Linked DNA regions of Homo sapiens: region 2 is linked to region 1. The links are chromatin contacts, found by Hi-C or POLR2A ChIA-PET in ENCODE. All regions are on one chromosome and are shown on one strand. The core of a region is the stretch at or near the end of the contact, and the rest is flanking DNA. Distances in the headings are between cores, read along the strand shown.

Region 1 (4,622 bases), core at 1,473-3,972:
CAGATACAAGGAGCCTGGGAGCTTGTATTAATACAAAGGAGCATGCGATGGGATGTTGTTGGAAGGATTCGAGCAGCCAGAGAATGATGCAGTATGATTAACTGTTGGAGAAGATCTCTCTAGCTGCTGGGCAGAGTAGACTCTAGAAGGCAAGAGTGGAAGTGGTTTTATGGGGCCACAAAACTGAGTGTTGAAAATAAAGATAGTCTGAAAAATGTGGAGTCTGTGACCAGCATATTTTTAAGATTGTCTTCTGTGTCATAAGTCAGGATCCTTCTGGTTTCAAATAACCCAACTCAAAGGAACCCAACCAGAAAGGAGAATACCTTGGCCCACATAACTGTAAAGTCCAGGAGTTTTCCTGGTTTTGTCACAGCTGGTCCCAGGGCTCCGGTGATGTCACCATGGCTCTCTCTGTCCCTCATCTCTCCTCTCTCCTTTTCTCTGTGGGTTGGCCTCATTCACTCCTTTTGCACGTAAATGTTTTCCATGAGTTGGTGAAGTGGCCGTCAGGATTCTGGATGCACATAGGAGCTTGGCAGCTCCCATGGAAATAGTACTGCTTTCTTTCAGCATCTGCATATCACTGTCAGGAAAGTTCCCTGATTGGCCTTGCTTAGGTCACAGGTCCAGCCCTTGGACCAGTCTGTGATGGATAGTCCCTTGGAACTGGGTAGGTTCCCTGAAGACAGGGGTGCTGAACAGACACAACAGTGTATGTCCAGCTTTGGTCTGTCCTCTTTGGTCTCCCTTATTTTTCTCTTCCTTTTCTGCCTCAGACCTTTCTGTTAGGGATGCGTGCCAAAACTCAAGTGGAACTGGTGTCTTTACCCTCAAAACACAGACTCCTGAATTATAATCACATGCTGATTTTCGTGGTTACCACTGATCATGACCACATGATTCTTTTGCTCTGAGGGTTGGGCCAAACCCCCTCCCTTGTTCTGGCAATGCTATTTTGAGAGGCCATGGGGGCAGGCAGGGCCTGGCGGGTTCCAGACTCTGGCTCACCTTTTAATAACTTGCTCTGTGACCCTGGATGTGCCATTTAACCTTTCTGAGACTTAGTTTCTGAGCTGGGTGCATCAACTAAGATATCCATCAAATACTTTGGAAGATGTAAAGTGGCATTTAGATGACATAGGCTATGTTTCCCAGGCTAGGACATGGGCTATGTTTCCCAGGCTAGAGTGCGATGGCACAATCTCAGCTCCCTGCAACCTCTGCCTCCCGGGTTCAAGCAATTCTCCCTGCCCCAGCCTCCCAAGTAACTGGGATTACAGGCACCCACCCCCACGCCCAGCTAATTTTTTCTGTTTTTAGTAGAGTTGGGTTTTCGCCACGTTGGCCAGGCTGGTCCCGAACTCCTGACCTCAGGTGATCTGCCCGCCTCAGCCTCCCAAAGTGCTGGGATTACAGGCTTGAGCCACCGTGCCTGGCCAGTCTTTTTTAATCTTTTGCTTAGGAAAGAGAGTGACGGGGAAAGAAAGGTTTAATTCTGGACCTTACTACCCACACATACCAGATCTCCCCTCTTTGCATAACTTCTTTTTTGGCGGGCATGTTTCTTCATTTTTATCTTCTTGATAACTTTGATGCCCTGGTTGGACTCTTAAGCAGATTATCCTTGGGTGGGGACGTCAGCAGGGAGAACCACCCCAGACTAAGACAAGTTGTGTTTTGTCTGTCAGCCAAAAGCACTCTTAGCAATCCGACATAGACATCATTTTAGATGTACAGAGAAGAAAGAACAACACAGTATTGATAAGATTTCAGCAAGATCCCCCCTCCCCCAAAGACGAAAACACACAAAACTTAATGCATTGCTCTGTAATGCCTTGGTTCCTAGTTTCCTAATTAGGCCTGTGGTTTAGCAGAGTGCACCATCTCAATACACAGATGGTTTTTATGTAAAAAAATTTTTTTCAAATGTTAATTTCCAGTGACTGATGTTTTATGCCTAAATCATTTTCCATTGTTTATATTTGATAAGAACTGTATTTGAACTGCTCCTTTATAAGTTGGAGTCTTTTGTAATGGGATTTAACTTACTGGTTTTACAGGTGTATGAAAATGTTAAGCCGTGTATTGTATTTGAGAGTTTGAAAATTCTTCGTTGCAGCTAATTTAAGAAAAAAAAAATTAAACAGGTGATTAGCAGCTGCTTTCGGTTTTGAATGTCCTCGCTTTGGGGTTTTGTGTTTGCTTATTCGTGTGCAAATTGGTGTGGTTATTTTGGACCGGTTGAGACGCTCCAACATTGCACCTCCCAGGCCAGCTGCCCAGGGCCCATTCAGTAGACCCTTCCCCGCTTCTCGGGGCTGATTTGTTCTCATCTTGTGTGCTCGAGAGCTTGCTCTCTCCTTAATGATTCAGGCCTTCCTGAGAAAACAAAGCAGCTCTGGCCCCGTTTCTCCTTGAGGACAGCCTTGTTCACTGCCACAAAGACCCTGCTTTCTCCCCAAGCAGAGGAACTGCCTCTCGGGGCAGCCAAGAACCACAGACCCAGGCGGCTGCAGCTCCTACTTCTGAACTTCTGGTCTCCCGAGTGACAGCTTCTGCATGGTCTTAAGCTCCAGGACCCCCAAGGCCACCCAGAGTCAGAGTCCACCGCCGGTGGGAAAAACAACATTAGGAAGTGGGTGGTGTGGTGTAGAAGGGGCTGCTTAGAGCTTCTGGCCTTCGGAGCTGGATCCAGCCACTTGAGCTTCATTCGGCAGCACACAGACACCTCCCCTCCCTCCTGCTCTGCCCCAGACCTTGTGCTTTCTTGGCACCGCTGGGTCGTGCCTGCTCAGACCTGGTCAGTGTGCTTGCCAGGGCGAGGAGAGCTTTGCATAGGCCGCTGCTGCTTACTTATTAACGATGACGCTGGTGGGAGCTGCGCCACCAGCTCCCTATCCAGGCCTTTGTGGTTGCATCCTGTTCACATAAAGGTGAAATCATGACCTGCCCGACTTGATTTTTCAGTTGAGGGGCTTTTGTGTATGTGTCGTTCTTGATCCAGTAAGAGGATTGTGCTTTCATTCACAAAGATTTGATCAGTAAATAGGAAGAGAAAATACTCAAGGGAGAAATGCTTAGTGTTCCGATTAATACATTAATCTTTTTTTTTGATGAGCTGAAGGTGCTCTGTTGTTTCTCTTGACTGAGTCTTTGCCCTTACCTTTGACCTTAGTGACTTGATCATCCAGCCAGGATCTCTGTACAGCCCCATCTCCTTTCTGAGGTCTTGTGGTCACACACATGCTTTCCTGCTTCTGTCTTGAATGATACTCAGTGAACCCCACAGCTTTGGGGGCTGCTATTTGAGGCACCACACTTGGCAGGCTTGGCTCCCACGGGGAGTTGCAAAGCTTGCAGTTATAGACCTTGGCAACTATTTGCCCTTAAAGAAAAGCATCAGTGAAAAGTTGAGGGCAGAGGGAAGAAGAGAAAGATCTTCGTGGGTTTTTCTGTGTGTGTGGGGGGGTGTGTGTGTGTGTGTGTGTGTGTTTATGGACAGCATTTGTACCTGTAAAACCAGAATGACTCCTTCAGGCATTTTTTCTCCTGGGTGGTTGCATTCATGGGCTGAAGCTGGCTCTTCTGAAGATTGCAATGATATTTAAGGTTAAGGGCTTGCCAGGTAACACCTTGAATGACTCAAGGCTCTGAGGCCAGGCTGCGTCCATTTGAAGGAAGGAAGCATCTTTTTCTGATTCATGCAAAGGCATCTTATGGACTAATGGTCATCCTAGAAAGTCATCACTAGTACAAGGATCTTTTGGAAAAGTGAGATTGGAGAAGGTTGAGTATGAAAGTGATGTATTAGAAAGGTGAATATGGGATGTGAGATCCTAGTCATTAGCGTTTGGAGGGGGCCTTGGAGGTTTGTTAGATCAAAGCTTTCATTGTGCAAATGAAATGGCCCAGTGAGGTTAAAAGAGGGAAGGTCACACAAATTCCATGAAAACCATAAGTACAAGGTTTGAGGAAAATAATTTTAGGACAAATAAAAGAAGTGCTGATTTTCATTGCACTTCTAACAGTTTTATAGAAGTGTCTGTACCTAAAGTGTTGTACATGTTAAAATGTAAATATGGTCAAGAAGATTGTAGGTGAAATCGAAGATGATATGTTGCTAGGGCCCAGCCCTAGCAACGTATCATCTTTTGAGGAGTGTTCCTCATACTTTGAGATTGGTTTTATAGAGGGCTGTTCCTTATACTTTGCGATTGGTTTTATAGAGGGCAACTCTGTTCACCCACAAAAGTCTCTTGATGCCATTGCTGGCCAGAACTTGGGTGGGAGAATGGGAACTGTTCAGCAGAGCAGGTGAACAGGTGGTCCTGCCATCCCAGTGGCAGGGGCCCCTTCCTTTCTCCCGCCACTCCCGGAGGAATGACCCTGCATCTTATGCACTCTCTCCGATTCCCCAAATCCCCTAGGTCCCACTGCTTGGGTTTGGGGAGTGGGGCACATCTCTGCTGAGAGCCAGCCCATCAAGCTGTCTGGGTCTCATGGTGGCATATCTTTGTTCCAACTCAATATGGGCATTTTAATCTTTATTTATTTTTAAAATTTAATTTTATTGAATTCAGCTTTAATATTATTGAATTCAGCTACAAGGGAGATAGAAT
Region 2 (4,396 bases), core at 1,106-3,605, 86 kb after region 1:
ACACTGCCCCCTGCCGCTCTCCCAGGGCTGCAGGGACCTGGTCGTGCTGGAGACGGATGTTTTCAGGCAGCGCTTTGTAGGAGGCAGTGACGCTGGTAACCCACTAATGTGAGGATGAAGTCTTTGTATTCTGTTTCCATTGACGGGGACGGGTTTGCAGAACCACCCACACCCTTGCCTGGGCCTGGTGACTCATGAGGACAAGATGGCTGACCAAGGAGAGGGAGAGGTTCCACTCCCTCCAAGGCCCAGGGCTGACTCTTTTTCATGCATTTGGTGCTAAATTGCTGCCCTGAGGCTCTTGAATAGCTTGTATGAACTCTGGTCCACCCCTCTTGCCTCTCCTAAATCCCTTGGGAGGTGTCCCCATGCCCTACACACTGCCTGCTCTGTCACCTCACCACCCTGCAACCAGCTGGGCTGGCTGGTTTTCACTGCTGGGAGGTAGATTTTTTTTCAAGAAGTATGAAAGTATCATTGGCATATAGACAGACCTCTGCACTCAGCTGGAACTGGGTTTTGAATCGCAGCTTCAGGACTCAATAATGTTGTAAATCTCTGAACTTCTTGGAGACTTTGTTTTAGGAAGACAGGACCCTATAAGACAAAGTCCCTCTGTGAGGTCCAGCACAGAAGGCATCTCTCACCAGGGTCCCTTTCTTTTCCCTTTTCTCTCAGCCTGATTCTGTGCTTTCTTTCTTCCTTTTCGTTGTTATTTAAACTTATGCATGTAATTTCAGCCTCATAAGGGACATTATGTAGATTAATTGCCATATGGGAAGTACTTAAAGCATGTTGCCTGGCACACAGTAGGTGTGTAGCAATAGTAGTCATTGTTTTAGGCAAAGATGATGCCTGCAGGGGTTTCTTTCATTATTATTTCACTATTTATTTCATAATTGTAGCTTCATGGGGAGGACAGAAGGGTGAAGGGATCTCAGGGAGGCATTCTTCCCTTCACCCTGGAGACCTCCCTTGCTTGGCTGTACATTTAAACTGGCCTCCGCGTGGGTTCATGGTCCTGTACATCAACACAGCTGATTTTTTTTTTTTTTGAGACAGAGTCTTGCTCTGTCTCCAGGCTGGAGTGCAGTGGTGCGATCTCGGCTCACTGGGTCCTCCACCTCCCGGGTTCAAGCGATTCTCCTGCCTCAGCCTCCCAAGTAGCTGGGACTACAGGCGCGTGCCACCACGCCCGGCTAATTTTTGTATTTTTAGTTGAGACGGGGTTTCACCGTGTTGGCCAGGATGGTCTCTATCTCTTGACCTTGTGATCTGCCCGCCTCAGCCTCCCAAAGTGCTGGGATTACAGGCGTGAGCCACTGCGCCTGGCCAACACAGCTGATTTTTATAAACCTTCTAGAGACATTTGCCTTCTTGGTTTTTAAGCATAAACAACCTCACTTTTGTAAAGGGGAGTTGCTGTAAGATTCAGAACTTGGAGAGGTTTTTGTGTGGGCGTTTATTTTTCTTAAACAGCACGAGGTTTGTGGGATTCTATAGGGTTTTGTACAGCCTGACCAGCAGTTAGCCATCTCCCCTCCCCTTCTCCCGGAAGAAATGGGTGTTTTGTTCTCCACTGGCCTCTCCTCGTGTGTTTCTTCTTCTGGGAAAAAACCCACAACCCCAGGTTCTGTTGCCCAAGATGAGACTGGATGAAAATCAAGAGGGGTTGCTGACGAGACCCTGGAATGCCCAGAGAACAGAGGGGTGGGAGCGAGGGAGGCGGTGCTGGCCTGGGGCCATCTTACTCTTCCTTTCTTCCTGACAGGTGTGTAGAATGGCATCTCCTGCCGGCACGCTGGGGGCCTGGGATACCTCTGGCAGACAGTGCTGGAAATTTAATGCTCCTTGAAACAGGAGAGCCTGAGAATGCTTACAAAAATCATCCTTATTAAAGTTTGAAGGGATGAAGAAAAGCGCTAATGGGAGAGACCCTATACTTACAAACCCACCTTGAAGGGGTTAGGGGTTACTTCCCACCTGCCAGCACCTTCCCTGCTCTGAGGAAACAGGAAACCTGATGGCTGGGGGCTTCAGGGCTCTGGGGACAGCTACCGTTTGCGGCCTGTCTGCCTGGCTGATGTCTGTGCCTGTCTGCAGCTGAAGGCCCACTTAGGACAACAAAATCCAGCCAAGCCGGCTGGCTGGGGCTGAGTGGGGCCTTTTGGCTTCAGGTGACTTTGTGGCTTCGGCCTTGGGTAAAGGGAGTGGGGGGCCATGTGTGGAGCCCTCTGGAAGGTCTGGACTCCTGCTTTTCCTTGGCTCTTCTCGTTCTCCAACCACCCCCAAGGTTCAGCAGAGTCTTGGGCGCGTCTCCTCCGTTTGTGCCGCGTGTTTGTGGCAGCAGCTGTTGGTGCTGACTAATAGGACTTCCTGGCAGCTGTGCCGGGCACACGTGGCACCGGCAGGAACTGCCTCTCCTCGGCTGCCCAATCTGTACCCCAACCACCAAAGAAAGGCCTGGAAAAGGGGCTGAGAGAGGCTGCTTGAGTGGGAAAGCCCTAGAACTTGGTGACTCACAGATCCATAGAACACGGTTGGAAGAACCAACTCCCATCTGCAGAGGGGAGCACTGGGTGCCTAGGAGGGGTCTCTCAGGTCGAAGAGCAAGTTAGGGGCTGAGCTGACACGTAAAACCCCATCTCCTCCCTGCCCCCTGAATGTGTTTGCTCTGCCCGTGTGAGACAGGCTTGTCAGGGGGTCAGCCTGAACCGTGTCACTCACTAGCTGTGTCCTTGGGCAAAGCTTTTCACCTCTCTGTACCTCAGTTCCTCCAGAGACAAAAGGGGATCATCATTGTCCCTACCTTAGGGGCTTTTGAGGACAGGGTGAGCACCCAGGGCAACGTGCCTGGGACAGTAAACCTCAGCAGATGCCACTTTGCTTTCTTCCTTACCAAAAACTGGGCAGATGCCTCTCTCCTCCTGAGTCCAGTGGTGTCTGTGTCAGATGCCCTAACGGATTCTCAGGAATTGCAGCTGACATCCGGTCATCATCTTTGGTTTGGGGTGGATGGGGGCAGAGCCAGGGAAGAAGACAAGAAACGGGAGAACCTAAGTGCTTGCTGACTTCTGCCCCATTCCCCTCACCCCAAACCCTTTTTTAGAAAGGACTCGAGAGGCCTTTTAGGGTCAAGATTACCAAGGCCTGAGTGACCCTGCAGAATTCCTGCACATGGCTAGGCATCCTTTGTCTGATAATGACAGCCACTGCTCACACAGCGTCTACAGTGCACCGTCAGCAGCCTTAGGAGGCAGATTCTATTATCTGCTCTAGTTTACAGGCAAGAACACAGCACGGGCCAGGCACAGTAGCTCACGCCTATAATCCCAGCACTTTGGGAGGCCGAGGCAGGTGGATCATGAGGTCAGGAGTTCGAGAGCAGCCTGACCAACATGGTGAAACCCCCGTCTGTACTAAAAATACAAAAATTAGTCGGGCGTGGCGGCGGGCACCTGTAATCCCAGCAACTCGGGAGGCTGAGGCAGAATTGCTTGAACCCGGGAGACAGATGTTGCAGTGAGCTGAGATCGTGCCACTGCACTCCAGACTGGGTGACAGAGCAAGACTCCGTCTCAAAAGAAAAAAAAAAAAGAACACAGCACGGAGAAGATGCCCAGAGCCCTTCACTGTGGGCCCATGAGATGACACAGATCTTTCCACTAGGCCATCCTGTTTTGTTGCTGGAGAACTTTGTCCCTGGAAGGGCAGAAATGATTATTCTGGTTGCCCAAGGCCTGGTGGCCCAGGTAGGAGAAGGAACCTTCCAAGGCACATCCAGAGGAAAGCCCGGGGTTGGCGGGGGGTGGGGAGGTGTCCGCTCTGTGGCTATAATTAAGCCTCTCTGCCTGCTCTTCCTTTTCAACCACCAGCTTTTCAGGGGTTTAGATAACATGGCTTTGTGCTGATGGCCCTTTCAGCACTCAAACAGGAGGACCCATCTCAGCTCCTGGCATTCACGGGGCATAGTTCCCCTTTTCTCCTCACAATGCTGAATTTTTAAAAAGTGGAGTGTTAGCATAGGAAGAGTAGCTGATATCTGGGCGTTTTTCATAGAAATTCCATGATGGATGTTTTCCCCAGGATGCACTGCCAGTGTCCCAAAGAGAGACTTATCAGTTAAACCTGCCTGGCTCCAGAGGAGTCGCCGCAGACTTCCTGGTAAATACCCCCGAGCCAGGAATGCGTTTGTGAAATTTTTAGGAGATGATCCCAGAAAAGCTTCCTTCGGTCACCAAGCCGCGTGTTTGTGTCTGGAGATGAAGTGTGTGAAGGAAGATGTTTGCTCCTGAAATGAGACATTTTGTACATACAAGCCTTTTATGTGACATTGAAGTCAGATGCTGAGCTGTCCGATGCTGGGGTTTGAAGGTGAAAGTTGACTTTACCTCCT

What was found. Hi-C counts contacts between places; a loop is a spot of excess contacts on that map. ChIA-PET counts read pairs that join two places held with the same protein, here RNA polymerase II (POLR2A). Pooled maps may share reads with other maps.
Region 2: a loop to region 1 is called in a map of OCI-LY7, with 6 times the contacts of the local background. The contact joins two enhancer-like sites. A Hi-C loop is called at or near these places in 8 of 168 maps with a recorded cell type or tissue (Calu3, GM12878, HepG2 and 5 more), 33 of 37 single-sample maps with no recorded cell type and 12 of 50 pooled maps. POLR2A ChIA-PET finds 5 or more read pairs at or near these places in 8 of 52 experiments (B cell, GM10248, GM12878 and 5 more).

The regions. Positions count from the first base shown.
Region 1 is chr17:57,354,734-57,359,355 of GRCh38, forward strand. All of the region lies in intron 5 of MSI2 (musashi RNA binding protein 2), which reads left to right. Among named protein-coding and RNA genes, the nearest start is that of MSI2, 100 kb to the left of the region's middle. RefSeq lists an enhancer at 219-268. Within about 2 kb of position 2,723, at least 23 of the 41 ENCODE cell types and tissues checked have a DNase peak (open chromatin) inside an H3K27ac peak, as active enhancers do; they include OCI-LY7, gastrocnemius medialis and heart right ventricle, where a contact is called at or near this core.
Region 2 is chr17:57,441,001-57,445,396 of GRCh38, forward strand. All of the region lies in intron 6 of MSI2 (musashi RNA binding protein 2), which reads left to right. Among named protein-coding and RNA genes, the nearest start is that of MSI2-AS1, 170 kb to the right of the region's middle. RefSeq lists an enhancer at 199-258 and a silencer at 3,251-3,320. Within about 2 kb of position 2,356, at least 15 of the 41 ENCODE cell types and tissues checked have a DNase peak (open chromatin) inside an H3K27ac peak, as active enhancers do; they include OCI-LY7, gastrocnemius medialis and heart right ventricle, where a contact is called at or near this core.